Regions from separate parts of the Homo sapiens genome. Here region 2 is linked to region 1. A link is an interaction called in ENCODE POLR2A ChIA-PET data of the cell type or tissue named here. Cell type or tissue: MCF 10A. All regions are shown on one strand.

Region 1 (8,000 bases):
ACACAGAGTGCTGATTGGTGCATTTATAATCCTTTAGCTAGACAGAAAAGTTCTCCAAGTCCCCACCAGACCCAGAAGCCCAGCTGGCTTCACCTCTCAAAAAGAACCTGAGAAGAGAGCGTCTTGTGGAGAGACCCTCTGTTATAGGAACTGTATAACTTGAATGTGGGACGCAGCCTGCCAGAGGGAACTTCCAGGTGGGAGCGGGGGAGTAATTGGCCTCACCTCATTCTCATCACTCCCTCAGACCTCCTGCTGGGACTCTACAGGAACTCAACTGCAGACTAGGAGGCAAAGGAGCCGACGGATGTATTCCACACTGAACAGCATCCTGGGATCCAGAGGGGTAAACAAGACGTCTGGTACCATCACTCCTGGCCCCTCAGCATCTACTTTTCGTTGCAGGAAAAGTTTGTGTCTCCATCACAGGGGACACATGAAGTTCCATCAGCTACCAAATCATAACAGGGTAACATCAGTTGAGTAGCAGCTGTGCCTGAAATGAAAACATTAATGATCACTGAGTTCTCCACGTAAGGTAGCAGAGGAAAAAAGGAAAAACAAATAACACCAACAGTAGCTGATACTATCCCCAAATCTGTAGCTGGACACAGAGCATAATTTGGTAAGCAGAATTCCTTTTTCTACCATACATCCTATCTCTATGTTCTCCTTTCCCTTTGCCAGCACTATGGTTGGACAGGGATTCTCTCCTGGTAGGATAATCTGAACTTTCATTTCTCTAAGTCCTACAATAAATAAGCAAATTGATTCCAGCATCTTCTTTTGAGCATCTGTTTCCTGAGGTCATTTTTGTACTATTAATAAATGTAGCAGGAAATGTATGGCAACTCAAATGAAGATAATTCAAGGAGAGGTTAATAAAAGGACTATGCACAAAGGTATTGTACAGGGTATAAGGAAGTCCTAAGCTATGATTTTGGAGTTCCCCAGGCTACTTACAGGGAAACTCCTTGGCCTGAAAGAAAAAGACTCATTACTATAATCTGGAATGAGAGGGTCCCATGAAGAACACACCTTCAGAACTGTTTTCTTGGGTAGGGAGAAAGAACTATCTTGAAGTAACCCTGCAAGGCAGGCTGTAGGGGAAGTGCCCTTACCTCACTCTCCCTTCTCCAACACTGCTGGGGCTCCCCAGTGGTCAAAACCACACAGAATCCAGAGAACAGAAAAGCCTGTTGATGGGGTGCATACAGAGCAGGTTCTTGTGGGCAGGAAACCAGTTAGAGAAAGGTGAGAGAGGATCTTAAAGAGAAAACAAAGATCTCTGGCACCTTTTTTTTTTTTTTTTAAGTTTTAGGGTACATGTGCACAATGTGCAGGTTTGTTACATATGTATACATGTGCCATGTTGGTGTGCTGCACCCATTAACTCGTCATTTACATCAGGTATATGTCCTAATGCTATCCCTCCCCCCTCCCCGCACCCCGTGACAGGCCCCGGTGTGTGATGTTCCCCTTCCTGTGTCCAAGTGTTCTCATTGTTCAATTCCCACCTCTGAGTGAGAACATGCGGTGTTTGGTTTTTTGTCCTTGCGATAGTTTGCCGAGAATGATGGTTTCCAGCTTCATCCATGTCCCTACAAAGGACATGAACTCATCCTTTTTTATGGCTGCATAGTATTCCATGGTGTGTATGCTCTGGCACCTTTATTCCTAAAAACAACAACAACAACAACAACAAAAACAAAAACAGTCAAATGATTTCTAAGACAAAACAAAATTCCACCTTTGATGACTTTCCATGGATGCAGGGCAGGCAAGCCCCCAAACTGGGACTTAATCTGGGACGGTTCTTGGCTTCACCCAGGAAAGTATTCAAGGGTGAACTGGTGATGTTAAACAGCAACTTTTATTGAAGTGGCAGTGTATAGCAGCAGCAGAGGTACTGCTCCGTGCAGAACAGGGCTGCCCCATAAGTAGTGTGCAGCTCAGGAACAGTTCTGCAGTCATATTTATACCTACTTTTAATTACATGCTTAGGGGTAGATTATGCAGACATTTTTAAAAAAAGGGTGGAAACATCCAGGTCATTGTCATAGAAAGGGGTGGTAATTTCGGGTGTTGCCATGGCAATGGTAAACTGACATGGCAGTGGTGGGCGTGTCTTGTGGAGAGGTACTTTCACCTCTTGCCTGTTTCAGTCTTCAATGTGGTCCAGAGTTTGAGCCCCACCTCCTACCTCACCATCATCTGCAGAATAAAATCCCATCTGCTTAATATGCTATCTAATCCTCCAACAATCTCTCCTTATCACAACTTTCCCACTTTGACTTTTATAACTTTTCCAATCCATGCCATTATTTGGGCTTAATACTTTGTATTTTTATTCTCCTTTATAACTCATACCAGAAAGCAATTCTTCCTCATCTGTTCTTAAACTCAGTTTAAAATTATGTCCTTATGTCAAAGGTACATTCAAATGTAGTTACTTCTCTTCTCCCATTGGACTTATTCCAGATGAGGTATACTTGTCATTAATGTAGCCCTTACTGAATTCAGGAATTGCATTAGGTGCTTTGATTATACTATTTGTCATAGGAATCCAGCAGTATGGTTATTTTTTTACATTATTGCAAATAAAGAATCTGAGTCTCAGAGAGAGCTGGCTGTAACCACCTTACCCCACTGATGAATCTGAGCATAGCTAATAATGGAACGGCCTGAAGTGGTGAGCCTCTTTATGTGATGTAATGTGAGGCACAGAGCACCTCCTATGAAGGATTCTTGCCAAAATAGTTAGCCTGGATCTGGTCAGGTCTTTAGATCCAAGAACAAGTTTGCAGGGAATATGGAGAATAGAAGGTCATGTTAAAATACAACTTGAAGAAGAAACAATCAGACCAAAATATGAAATGGGACCTCCTGTCAGAATATTGCTCTAATTTCTGCCACAGGTCAATTTTACAGAAAAAAAGAGATGGAGAATCATTCTAGATGAAGAGACATAGCAGTTATAACCACCAACTACAATGTTTAGGGGTTGTTGGGATCCTTGTTTGCCCAGTCATAAAGCATATATCAGCAGAGGTGTAATTCAAGCTTATCGAGGTCTGCCCAAGGTTGTAGAGATGCTGTCCATGCCCTGCCTATATCCTCTTGGCATTCACTGTTCTCACACCAGCCTTTCTGTTTCAAAGGGTTCTGACTTCAAGCACCTGAGACTCTCTACCTGGGCCTTTCTTTTGGCCCATGCCTGGAGCAGTCCAGGAAAGATTGGAGCTATGGCCTTGAGAGTAGACCTCAGCCAACAAAGGAAGGAGTTGGAGTGTAAGTGTCTCAGCTTCCTCTTTTGTGTGGACAGTTCTGATGACTGGTCTCCACAATTTCCCAGAAGTCCCAGTAGGATTTATTCCCAGTTACAGAATTAACATTTGCATTAACACACCTTGTATGGGTATCTTCTTTCTGTCTTACTTCTTCAGCTCATCCAGCAGTGCTTCCTGGAATCACTTTCCAAATAATCCATGAACATATCCTTTCCTCAGGGTCTGCTTCTAGGGGAACCCATCCTAAAATAGAGGATAAAACTTCTGCTCTTTCCACTGAACAATTCTGCCTCCTTCATCCATTCTGTCTTGTGATGCAATTGATAAGAGGCTGCATGACGCAGTTCACATGAGGAACTCTGTAGGCACACAAACCCAGGGCTTCACCCTAGCTTCTGTACTTGTTAATCACCTGACCTTAGGCAACTGAAACTCTGAGTCTCAACATTCTCATTGGTAAAATAGGTCAACAATAGAGAAGTTCCTCTATTACACTTTCAACTGCTTCCACTTGATGCTGTTTCTAATACTAGATTTGTTTATGAGCACCTATGAAAGTTAATAAATCTAAGTAATAATAAAGAAGTAACTTGTGGCAAGATGTTAGTGATAGCTTGAATAAAGTCATTTTGTACTTTTGCATAAATGGACTTAGAACAGCCTCTAGGAACATGTCGTACTGGTGAGTCAGGGAGTTTCTGTGCCTACTGGGCAGAGATAGTGTGAGTATGGCACATATTTGTGTGAAGAATACAGCTTCATGTCTGACAAGAGGAGCTGAGTGAAAGAGAGTCTTTGTAGTTGCCTGTCTCACTCTAGATTTTACATTCCTAGATGGCAGAAACTGTTTTATTAATCTGAGATATTTCATTATAGCAACTGTGCAAAAATGAATAAGATAAATTTTACACTCCGCAATTCTTTTTATAACATATTTGCAGTATTCATAACATATGAAACAAACCAAGTAACCAGCAGCTCGCTGTACTGGAAGCTCACTTAACAAATACAATCTCATTCATTTCCACAGCTTCCTTACAGCAGATTTCCTTCTTTCATTTCTCTGTCCCATTATCACATCATTGGGCTTGCTTTAATTCATCTACTTTTTAAAATTTTTTAAATTTTATTATTATTATACTTCAAGTTTTAGGGTACATGTGCACAATGTGCAGGTTAGTTACATATGTATACATGTGCCATGCTGGTGTGCTGCACCCATTAACTCGTCATTTAGCATTAGGTATATCTCCTAATCTTGCCTCTTCTGAGAGCTTTCCTTCCCGGATTCTCAGCCTTTGGATCTCATCTTCTAACTATCAACTTAGTCTTCCTTGTCTCCTTAATGCACTGGGGTGGTTTCTGGAGTTGGAAAATTGTTTTTTTCACTTATATTACTGACTTCATCTAACTTCCAACTTCTATATATATAACAACTAATAACATATTCACAGCTACAAATAATTTTCTCTCAATAACAATTCAATAATATTACATAGTTACTGTCTCTTACTCACTTAGTATTTCCTGAACTCTTCTTCTCCGATAAATACAGATGGTTAAATCCCTTTTCTTATTCTTAAATTGTCTACTTTCACTATTTCTCTCCTTTCATCAGGTTAATTACCTACGTAAACCCAATGTTGTCTTACTCGGTGGGTTTTTATCTAGACCAGTGTTGCCCAATAGAAATTTCTAAGATGATGGAAATGTTCTATATCGGGCTGTGTAATAAGGTACTCACCAGCCACAAGTGGCTACTGAGCACTTGAAATGTGGCTTGTGTGACCACGTATTAATAATTGATAATACTTCATTCTCTATCCACTGGAAACTTACATTGAGGAGCAATATAGCTCTGTGGCTGGGAGGACAGGCTTTGGAGTGAGGTGGCTCTGGGTTGTTACACTGGATTTACTAGCAGAGTGACTTTGGTTTGAGCAAGTCAGTCCACCTCTATAGGTCCCCATTTCCTCAGTTAGAATATAGGCATAATAATAGTCCCTATCCCATAGGGTTGGTGTGACTATTAAATAAAATACCCAATGAAAAGTGCTTAACCTCGTGCTGGGTATGTAGTAATTATCAAATAAATGTTTTTGCTGATGTTATTATTTAAAAAATTATTTTCTAGAGCAAAATTACTTATATGCTCCCAAATGAATCTCCAAGGATAAAACTGCAGCAACAGTAGATAGTTTGGAGATAGATAGTTGTTGAATGAATGAATAAACAATGAATGAATGAATTACTATGACGAACAAATGTTCTGTTCTTTACATGCTCAGGGTCACTTGCTGAGTCAGAAGTAGAGGCAGCAGTAAGAACTCCGGCTATGGCCGGGTACGGTGGCTCACTCCTGTAATCCTAGCACTTTGGGAGGCTGAGGTGGGCGGATCACCTGAGGTCGGGAGTTCGAGACCAGCCTGAACCCATCAGGCTGAACATGGAGAAACCCCGTCTCTTCTAAAAATACAAAATTAGCCGGGTGTGGTGGCACATGCCTGTAATCCCAGCTACTTGGGAGGCCGAGGCAGGAGAATTGCTTGAACCTGGGAGGTGGAGGTTGCGGTGAGCCAAGGTCTCACCATTGCACTCCAGCCTGGGCAACAAGAGTGAAATTCTGTCTCAAAAAAAAAGAACTCCAGCTTTGACTAAATTTGTCTCTGTGCTCTCAGAAAGTTTGCTATATAAGATGAGCATAAAACTCTTACCCATGGCAAGTGTAATTGGGCAGGATGGGACTTTAAATTTCTACTTTATGTCCTGCCTTGTTTGAATTTCTTAGAAGCATGGATTATTTTTATAGTAAGAACAAGCAATTACTGTATATACAATTAATTATACTAATAAAATAGTCACAAAGTAGCATCAAGTACCTTGAATTAGTATTACAGTACCTTATGTGGGTAATGCCTGACTGAACAAGATTAGTAATATTTGGCAATTTTAATTAAAATGTTTGATAGGTTTTTGGGATTAATATTTTCTTTCTGGTCAGCAATGTAAAAAAAAGTAAGATTCACATGAAATTGACATAACAGACCCTCAATACACTCATACACACACATTCTTTTATAAAAATTTGATACAGGAAATTTTAGTCAGAACAGGTTAACATAGTTACCAAACTTCATAGTGATCAAAGCTTTGAGGTCATTATGTACTCATGTTTTTCTCAGAAAGAGACAAAGAGAGGAGAGAATAAAAAAAAAAAGAGACTGTCCTTCCTCAAAGCCAGTAGCTATTGCATAATATATTTTTTTCAATCCATGTGGAGTATAGTGTGAAAGAATTTTATTATTTGCTTTCAGAATTGTATTTGTACTTAGAAATGCTTTGCAATTAGTGGACTATGATATTTTAATAGTTGAATCAATTAAATAAACATGCTAATGTTCATATTTTCCACTTGTAGCTCCCAGATTTAATATAACAACAAAATAAGGAAGTTTATTATTTTATATTATATGCTTAAATTAAGAGAATCATTCATGATTGATTTGGATACATTTGTAAAACCTACATGATGTATCCCTGGTGAAGTCCTGTGAAACACAACCGCTGAACATTGCTAAACTGTACAAAACTTTTAAATAAAACATTCCTATCTCTAATATGTTTGCCAGAATAATGAATCACAGTAGGCTGCTGTCGGTAAGCTAGCAGCCAGTGACGTGTGTTCCTTTTGCTTTCCTTTAACTTTGAGCAAGTGGTTGCAGTTATTATCACCAAAACCAAACTATTGGGAGCGTTCTGATCTGTACGACAGTTTATGCCTCACATGACTGATCTTCTCAAAAAGGTTGTGATGGGCATGCATCGCTGACTCACTTACAATTTGTCAAAATCATGAACAAAACACACATACGCCCCCACTTCTGTTTCTTTAGACTTTTTTATAACCACACTTCATTTCCTTGGCATGTCAGTGTGGGGCTGATGGCAGGATTCAGTGAAAAGTTGGCAAATGTAATAAAGAGTATTCAAACTTTGGAGTAAGTCACTATCTCTACTTCTCAAACAGTTTTGCATTTGTACAATGAGGATATTTACACTTACAGAATAACTGAGCACTTACTGAAATACGTTAAGGCATTTTAAAATTGTTTTTTAATTTGTAAAATAGTACATATTCACCGTAGAAATTTTTAAGATACCAAAAAGCATAAAGAACAAAATAAAAGCAATGTATTATTCCACTACTTCGAGATTACCACTAACAATTTTTTTCTTTTTCTTAACACCAAAATATAAATATACAACTTTGTATCCTGCTTTTTTCACCTCATCTTATAGAAAGTTATTCATCCAAAGTCACTGAATAATAAAGCTTTATTTTTAAACTGTAAAATGCTACATAAATACAAGGTCCATGTGCCATTTGCTGTTCAATCTTCAGTTCTGAGTCTGAAAAAGACTAATGCGTTATCAAGGAGACTTGAAGTATCTATTGCTTATTCCTCAGTGCCCAAATTGACTATTTAGTTTGTTGAATTGAGATGGACTTTTTATTTTCATGTTAATATCAAATTGAAAAGTGCAAGACGTACTCACTATCAAGTAATGGTAGACCTGAACTAACACGGTAAAAACACATTCACAATTTAAGTAGAGAAGCATCTTTGAATTCTACTTTCAATTTCCTAAGCATTTCACCAAGTAGTATGGGAAGCATGGGTTTTTGTCAACAGCATCTCCATGAGTGAA
Region 2 (8,000 bases), 200 kb before region 1:
AGCTGTTAGTGCCAATCCAGATCCTGAATGGCAGAGGCTGCTCTTCACTTTGTCTATAAGTAGCGGGAGTGGAACTGACTTCTTTCACTACTGCAGTCCTGACTATGCCCATATCAGATCCCTTATCAGATTTGTGCTTTATATAATAGCAATCAGCTTGATAGGTCTTTGTTCAGTGTTTGGACCATATAGTGGAGCTTTGGTAACACTAGAACTGGAGACTTGTGATTAAATCTCATTACCATTAATGTTAAGTATAGCCTTGTGTGGGAATGTTACAGAGAAAAGGACTTAGAGACTTACCGAATCGAAACTTTATGTCTTGGGAACTCTAAGGATAAAAGTAATTTTAAAAAAAGAAATGGAACAATTTTTTCTATCTTGGATAAAATAACAATTGAATATTGTATTGGTCAGGGTTCTCCAGAGAAATAGAATATATATAAAGAGATTAATTGAAAGGAATTCACTCACATGATTATGGAGGCTGGCAAGTTTAATATATGCTGAACCAATGTCCTAGTTGGAGTCCAAAGGCCAGAAAGCTTCTGCAGAACCAAGGAGATCCAATTATCCAGTTTGAAGGCCATCAGGCAGGAAGAGCTAATGTTCAGTTCCAAGGACATCTAGCAGAACTCTTTCCTGGCTGGAGGAGGGTCATCATTTTGTCCTATTCAGACTTCCAACTGATTTGATAAAGCCTACCCACATTATGGAGGGCAATCTGCTTTACTCGGTCTTCAAATTTAAATGTTAATTTCTTTCCAAAACATCCTCACAGAAACACCTAGTGGCCAAATACTTGGGCATCCATTGTCTAGTCAAGTTGACACATAAAAGTAATCATTAAAGATATTGGGCTTTTTTTTTTTTTTTTTTTTTTTTTTTTTCAGAATTGAGTTGAGCTTGACTCAACAGTCATCTCCTAGGATAAATTGTACCTGTATTGATAATTGTTCTAAGGTGCTCCAATAATATGGGGATCTGTTGGGGCTGGGGGATGATGGTCTGATCTCAGTCTGGTTGGCTACTGGTACAGCAGAAGAATAACATGTTGAATTTCCAATAAAAAGAAGCAGCAAGCCCAATTCAATAAAAACTTCAAAGAATATCTAATAAATAGCCTTTGCGAAACCAAGAAAAGAAAGTAGAGGGCAGTAAAAGTAAGGCATATGACAGAACTAGATTTGTTGGTTTATTTGCTCTTTCAACACGGATTTTTAAATATGGAAACACAGACAAGTCATGCTTGCTTTTTTAAACCAACAAATTAAAATTGCGAACATGGCTAATTTCAAATCAGATTAAATAAAAAATTTCTGCATGGAAAGCATGTAATAGCTTTTGTCTTCTTCCTTACCACCTGGAGAGCTCTTCCCCTTCCCTTCTCCCTCTGCCCCCACCTTGTCTGCCTAACTCTTACTCTTGTTAAAACCTTAGGTTACAAGTTTCTTCCTCTGCCATTCCTTCCAAAATATCAAATTCAATTTAGGCCTTCCTCTTATGTATTATCCTAGGTTTTCATGAATGCTAGTGTCATTTCTGTGCTGTTCACTACAGTGCTTGGCACATAGTGGGCACATAAAATTTATAGAATTCAGGAACAAGAGGTTAACTATGGAATCCCATTATTTAATGGTGAGGGACTGAATATATAAATGGATAATGGGCAGAACACACATGACAATAAAACTCTGACTTCGAGCAAACAGACCAGAACAATTAGAACTTGGTTAATGACTACCAGCTTTCCAAATATGCTCCCCAAACCAGTCATATAGGATGCTTCCCTTCCAGTTGGCCTGCCTTCACGTCTTCATGCCAACAACTTTTTTTTTTTTTTGAGATGGAGTCTCACTCTGTCACCCAGGATGTAATGCAGTGGAGCCATCTTAGCTCACTGCAACCTCTGCCTCCCGGGTTCAAGCAATTCTCCTGCCTCAGCCACCAGAGTAGCTGGGAGTACAGGCATGCGCCACCACACCCAGCTAATTTTTTTTTGTATTTTTAGTAGAGACGGGGTTTCACCATATTGGCCAGGCTGGTCTCGAACTCCTGACCTTGTGATCCACCTGCCTCAGGCTCCCAAAGTGCTGGGATTACAGGCGTGAGCCACCATGCCTGGTCTGTCACTTTACTTTTAAAATGTACAACTTGATATTTTGATACATGTATATGTCTTAGTCCATTTTCTGTTGCTTATAACAGAATATCTGAAGCTGAGTAATTTGTATATAAATTGTTCTTACAGTATTGAATGCTGAGAAGTGCAAGGTCAAGAGGTCACATCTGGTAATGACCTTCTTGCTGGTGGGAACTCTGCAGATTCCCCAAGCCATGTAGGACATCATGGGACAAGGCAGCAGAGAACTCTGTTTTATAAAGCTGCCAGTTCTACTCCCATGATCACCCATTAATCCATTCATTCATGTTCCAGCTCTCATGCCCAATCATCTCTCAAAGGCCCCACCTGTCAGCACTGCCACATTGGACAGTTTCAACATAAGTGTCAGAGGGGACAAACATTCATTCCAAAGCCTGATACACTGTATAATAACTATCACAATCAAGCTAATTAACATAGCCACCACCTTTCATATTTACCATTTTTTTCTATTCCCTTTATTTTCTTCTCTCTTTTTCTTTCTTTCTTTTTTTTTCCAGACAGTCTTACTCTGTCGCTCAAGTTGGAGTGCAGTGACGCAATCTCAACTCACTGCAACCTCTGCCTCCCAGGTTCAAGCGATTCTCCTGCCTCAGCCTCCCGAGTAGCTGGGATTACAGGCGCGTGCTACCATGCTCGGCTAATTTTTGTATTTTCAGTTGAGATGGGGTTTCATCATATTGGCCAGGCTGGTCTTGAACTCCTGACCTCAGTTGATCCACCCATCTCAGCTTCCCAAAGTGCTGGGATTACAGGCGTGAGCCACCGCACCTGGCCCCATTTTCTTTCTTGTGTGCAAGTGTGAGAACACAAGATCTACCCTCTTAGCAAATTTCAAGCATACATTGCGATTTTCCTAACTATAGTCACATTGCTGTACTTTAGCTCTCTAGAACTTACCTATCTCGCATAATTGAAACTCTGTACCCTTTGACCAACATCTCCCCATTTCCACCTTCTCCCAGGCCCTGGCAACCACCGTTCTACTGTCTGCTGACATATTTCTTAACTTGCTATTGCAGTCATCACAACTATGACCAAAAATAATAATCACTTCTGTAGCTACCCCACGAAGCACAAAGAAGTTGAAAATTATCAATATATTTATTAATATATTATGCTGAATTCAGGCATAACACTTTCTTCTGAAGTACTTTACATTCTGAAATCCTTAAAAAAATCTGTCCAGTGAATTCTGTGCTTGATAATAGTCCATCTATGCTGTATTAAAATTAAATTGTAACATGATCGGTTCACCTCATAATGATCTTTATTTCATAAAACAATTTGAGATGAGGTAAAATTTGACTTCAAAACTAACATAACACCATAAATTTCCAAAATAGTTTTATAAAAAAATTAAAAAGCCCACAACACTATAGATAGATAACATACCTTAATTTTTATTTTATTTTATTTATTTATTTTTTTATGAGACGGAGTTTTGCTCTTGTTGCCCAGGCTGGAGTGCAATCGTGTGATCTTGGCTCACTGCAAACTCTGCCTCATGGATTCAAGCGATTCTCCTGCCTCAGCCTCCCGAGTAGCTGGGATTACGGGCATGCGCCACCACGCCCGGCTAATTTTGTATTTTTAGTAGAGACGGCGTTTCACCAATATTGGAGGGGCTGGTCTTGAACCCCCAACCTCAGGTGACCCGCCCGCCTCGGCTTCCTAAAGTGCTGGGATTACAGGACTGGCCACTGCGGGAGCTGCGGCAGCTGCGGCCTCTGGGTACGGGGTCAGCGGGCAGTCCTGTAATGGCCACATTACAGGACAGGCCATCGCGCCTGGCCACATGCCTTAATTTTCAAAGTCAAATTTGTCTTTAAAAAGAATGAATTCCTACCCTTTGGGGGTATTTATTTTTGCAACTAACTTCCATCCTTTTATTAAGTAATCAAACATAGCCCATTTGAATGTTGGAAAAGAACTGTCAGAAATACAAGTTCTTATTTTGTACTTTGGTAACATGAATTTTACACTTAGTTGAACATGAAGAATCAAAAAAGCTCTGGATTGTTGTAATAATTGTTTAGAATTTTAGATGTACCATTTGACCTTTGACTTTAAGATGAATTTCAGTGTCCTCAGTAAATAAAGGCTTACCCCCAACCTTAAATAGTGACGCACAAAGGCTATTATTACCACCACTGAGTGGCTTAAATAATCCTGTCAACAGCAATCGCCCATTTCCAAAGCCATGGTGAAACATCTCTGTGCTAATTTCTTTTGTTTTGTTTCCTAATTTTTTTTTTTTGGCAGGTGGTGGGAAATAATCTTTGTCTTCTTTGGAGTAAACCTTCAACACCGGATTTTTTCTTTTAATTATGGATGTAAACCCCAATATCCCCATAATTTACATTGGGTCTCGACCAATTGCCTAATTATAAGAGGATATATTTAGGCTCTTATTTCATCCACACAAAAACTTGTGTAACAGGTAGTTGGAAACATCTGAGGCACCACTTTGATTCTGTTTTGGATGGTCATGTTTTTTCTCCTCCGTTTCCCCAGCATGTCTGCCACCATCCTCATGCACTGCTTCCAAGTGCCTGGGAGCCTTTATGAGCGTCCCTAAACCTAAAAGAATCCAGAGGCGGGGCTCGGATGAACCCTCGAGATAAGCAAGTGAGCCGCTTCTCCCCTCTAAAGGATGTTTACACGTGGGTGGCACTCGCTGGAATCCAGCGCTCGGGCAGCCCTGGGAGGACGCGCTCAGCTGCGAGGAGGTGACCGGCGGCGGCGCGGGCAGTCCGGAGGGGCGGGACGGGGCGGGGCAAGGCGGGGGCCGGGCCGGAGGAGGCGGGCTCCCGGGATCCGCGGTGTCCGGCAGTAGAGCTCGCTGCAGATCCGGGCTCTGACCATGATTTGGCGCCGCGCGGCGCTGGCGGGGACGCGGCTGGTTTGGAGCAGGAGCGGCTCGGCAGGCTGGCTTGACAGGGCGGCGGGAGCTGCGGGAGCTGCGGCAGCTGCGGCCTCTGGGTACGGGGTCAGCGGGCAGGAGTGCCGCGGCGTGGTGCGCAGGCCTTGCGGGGGTCTGGAGAAAGCGGTGGGCGGAGGTGCCCCTTTGCCCCGGCGCCGGGTGGGCGAGGCGTACTAGCGCGTGGGCTCTGAGTCATAACACGCAGAGGCGCTCGAGGGATGGGCAGGGAAGGGTGCCCTCCGCGGCTGTGCTGACTTCAGGAGCCTGTGACTCTCGCGTTGAAAATACTTCACTCATGTTCACTTAGGCCATCCCTCTGTGAATTGCTACATAAAATACAAGACGCCGCAATCAATTGGAATTTCTCTGAAAGAGCGAATGATTCTTAGTCCAAGTGTGTCCCAAATACTGCAGTGGACATAGGAAAAACGGAACAGTTTTCTGGTGTTTGGTTACAATTCTAATTTGACCGGGCGTCCTGCATTCTTGTTTGCTAAACTTAGCCACCCTACTGCAGGAAGTGAAGGCGATGATTCCCGCTGAATGGCCAGAGCTTTTAGGATAGAGGCTGACTGATGGTGATGCCGCCTGCGGCTAGACCGAGGATAGTGCTTTCCTTACACTTCCTCGTTTGGAATATCAGCGGCTTCGGGACCTGCAGTGGAAGGGAACTGCGGCTGTGCTGCCCACGCCCGCGCGGCTGGTGCCTGGCGGTCCTGCCGGCTCGCACTTCCGCGCCTGCCACTGCGCACTTGGCCGGAGAGTCTGTCTCGCTATCTACTTGATCTGGGAGCTTCTATCAGTTTTGCAAGATTCTAGGAATCTCAAGTTTAACTTTCCAGACCAAGCTAGAGACCCCTCCTGAAGGGCTAATCACAGGCTGTTAAGTGTTTGACAGCTCTTTGAGGCCCCGCCGTGTTTTTTTCTGCGTATCCCTGGGGTCAATATAGCACTTTGCCTACTTAGCACACAGTAGGCGCTCCATAAATGTGGCATGACTAGGTGCTTCATCTGTGTTGAAATGAAATGTTTATTGTGCACTTACTTCCTCCGTGCATGTTTCTATTCATAGTTCGCGACAGTTTTTACCAAGGTCAACTAGAAATTGAAGGGAAAGGGTGTCTTCCAGAAACTTTTATTTGGGTAATATTTCAGAATGCACCTCCTACCTCCTCTCACTACCCAAGAAAACATTCTCTTGTGTTCTATTGGAGCTCCTTCAGTAGTAAATGCTGTAGTAGATGGTTTGGGTATGACAGTTTAAGTGCTGGACCTGAGATGAAAGGACTTGCTTTCTTAGTTGATAAACCAAATACAGCTTGCTGATTTATTCCACCAATGCTCTTCCTTAGGGCTAGGCCAGTGCTGCCTAACCTTTTCTGGTTTAGGCTTCAGGAACTCAACTTTCTTTTATCTTAAAGCTTCACCCTCCTCTCAGGTTGGCTGCAGTCTCCCTAGCTCGCTACCCTTAACTCCTTCCTGAGTTAAGCGCACAGGACTTTTTTTTTTGTTTTAAAGTGTTCCTTGCTAATACTATTAGGAAGCAAGGAATAATAGATTGTAAACATTGGGTAGGTTATAATGTTATAATGTTTAATTCCTGTCTCTTACTCTTCTTTGTTATAACTGAACAAACTGATGTTTGCTGTAGCTTCCTCACTCTAGGTGAGCTGATATCATAATCGTTCCCCCTTATCCGTGGTGGACACGTTCCAAGACCCTCGGTGGATGCCTAAAACCTCGGATAGTACTGAACCCTATACATGCTATTTTCCTATACATACTTGCCTATGATAAAGTTTAATTTATAAATTAGGCAGAGTAAGAGATTAACAACAATAATAAAAGAACAATCACTTTAATAACAAAATGCTCATTTCAAGGAATCCCTTGCTGAATCTTCTCATAGGCCCAGTGCTTTTTGGCATAACACATTGCTGTCAGTTGGAACACTTTTTCTGTTCTTGTCTCCACAAATTTAATACCTTTTCTGGCTTAACTAAGCACTTATACCTTGTGGCTGTAACTTGCAGTTTGAGGTGTGACATCAAAACTGCCATGAATTTTTTACTTCTTTACAACTGCACTGATAGAAGATCCGTTCTTACCATAGACCTTAGCAACCTCAGCGTGTGATTTTTTTTTTCCTATTAGGTGGAGAACTTTCACCGTTTCACTTAAAGGAAGCACTTTAGGGCTTCTCTTTGACGTACCTGAATTGCCAGCATCACTACTCTAGTGGTTTGGAGCCATTATTATTATTATTATTTAAGACGGAGTTTCACTCTTGTTGGAGCCATTATTAAGTAAAATAAGGGTTACTTGAACACAAGCATCACCACACTGTGACAGTCGATCTGGTCACCAAGACAGCTGTTGACTAAAGCGTGGGGAGCTTATACAGAGTCCATATGCTGGACAAAGGGAGGATTCATACCCTGGGTAGGAGGAAGCTAGATGGCTCAAGATTTCATCATGCTACTTAAAACTTACGAACTATTTTCTTCTGAAATTTTCCATGTAATGTTTTTGGACCACAGCTGACCTTGGATAACTGAAACCGTGGATAAAGGGGGACTACTGTGTAGGGCAGATGTTCATTATCCAAGGATAAGATGTACTGGAAAAAGCTATTAGAGTGGATTCACTTAAAATAAGACTAGTATTTCAGGCCAGGCGCGGTGGCTTACACCTGTAATCCCAGCACTTTGGGAGGCCGAGGTAGGTTGATCATATGAGGTCAGGAGTTCGAGACCAGCATGGTCAACATGGTGAAACCCCATCTCTACTAAAAATACAAAAAATTAGCCAGGTGTGGTGGTACATACCTGTAGTGTCAGTGACTCGGGAGTCTGAGGCAGGAGAATTGTTTGAACCTGGGAAGCGGAGATTGCAGTGAGCCAAGATCAC

The links. ChIA-PET counts read pairs that join two places held together with the same protein. Peaks named below come from ENCODE experiments on the same cell type or tissue, not always from the same donor. Only the 100,000 strongest peaks of a DNase experiment are listed, where the experiment ranks them.
Region 2: POLR2A ChIA-PET joins it to region 1 with 10 read pairs; 2 of 35 experiments call an interaction of 5 or more read pairs at or near these places.

Annotation. Positions count from the first base shown.
Region 1 is chr1:192,903,729-192,911,728 of GRCh38, reverse strand. No RefSeq gene overlaps it. Among named protein-coding and RNA genes, the nearest start is that of RGS2-AS1, 41 kb to the left of the region's middle. In MCF 10A, no CTCF peak of the experiment used is centred here; DNase peaks (open chromatin) are centred at 3,668, 3,988 and 7,018.
Region 2 is chr1:193,102,413-193,110,412 of GRCh38, reverse strand. It overlaps GLRX2 (glutaredoxin 2), which reads left to right and starts at 4,999. Exons shown (of 4, transcript NM_197962.3): 1 at 4,999-5,149. The coding sequence starts at 5,031. It overlaps LOC124904474 (a long non-coding RNA gene), which reads left to right. Exons shown (of 2, transcript XR_007066776.1): 2 at 1-1,333. RefSeq lists silencers at 4,821-5,060, 4,840-5,134, 5,111-5,210. In MCF 10A, no CTCF peak of the experiment used is centred here; DNase peaks (open chromatin) are centred at 4,932, 5,332 and 5,662.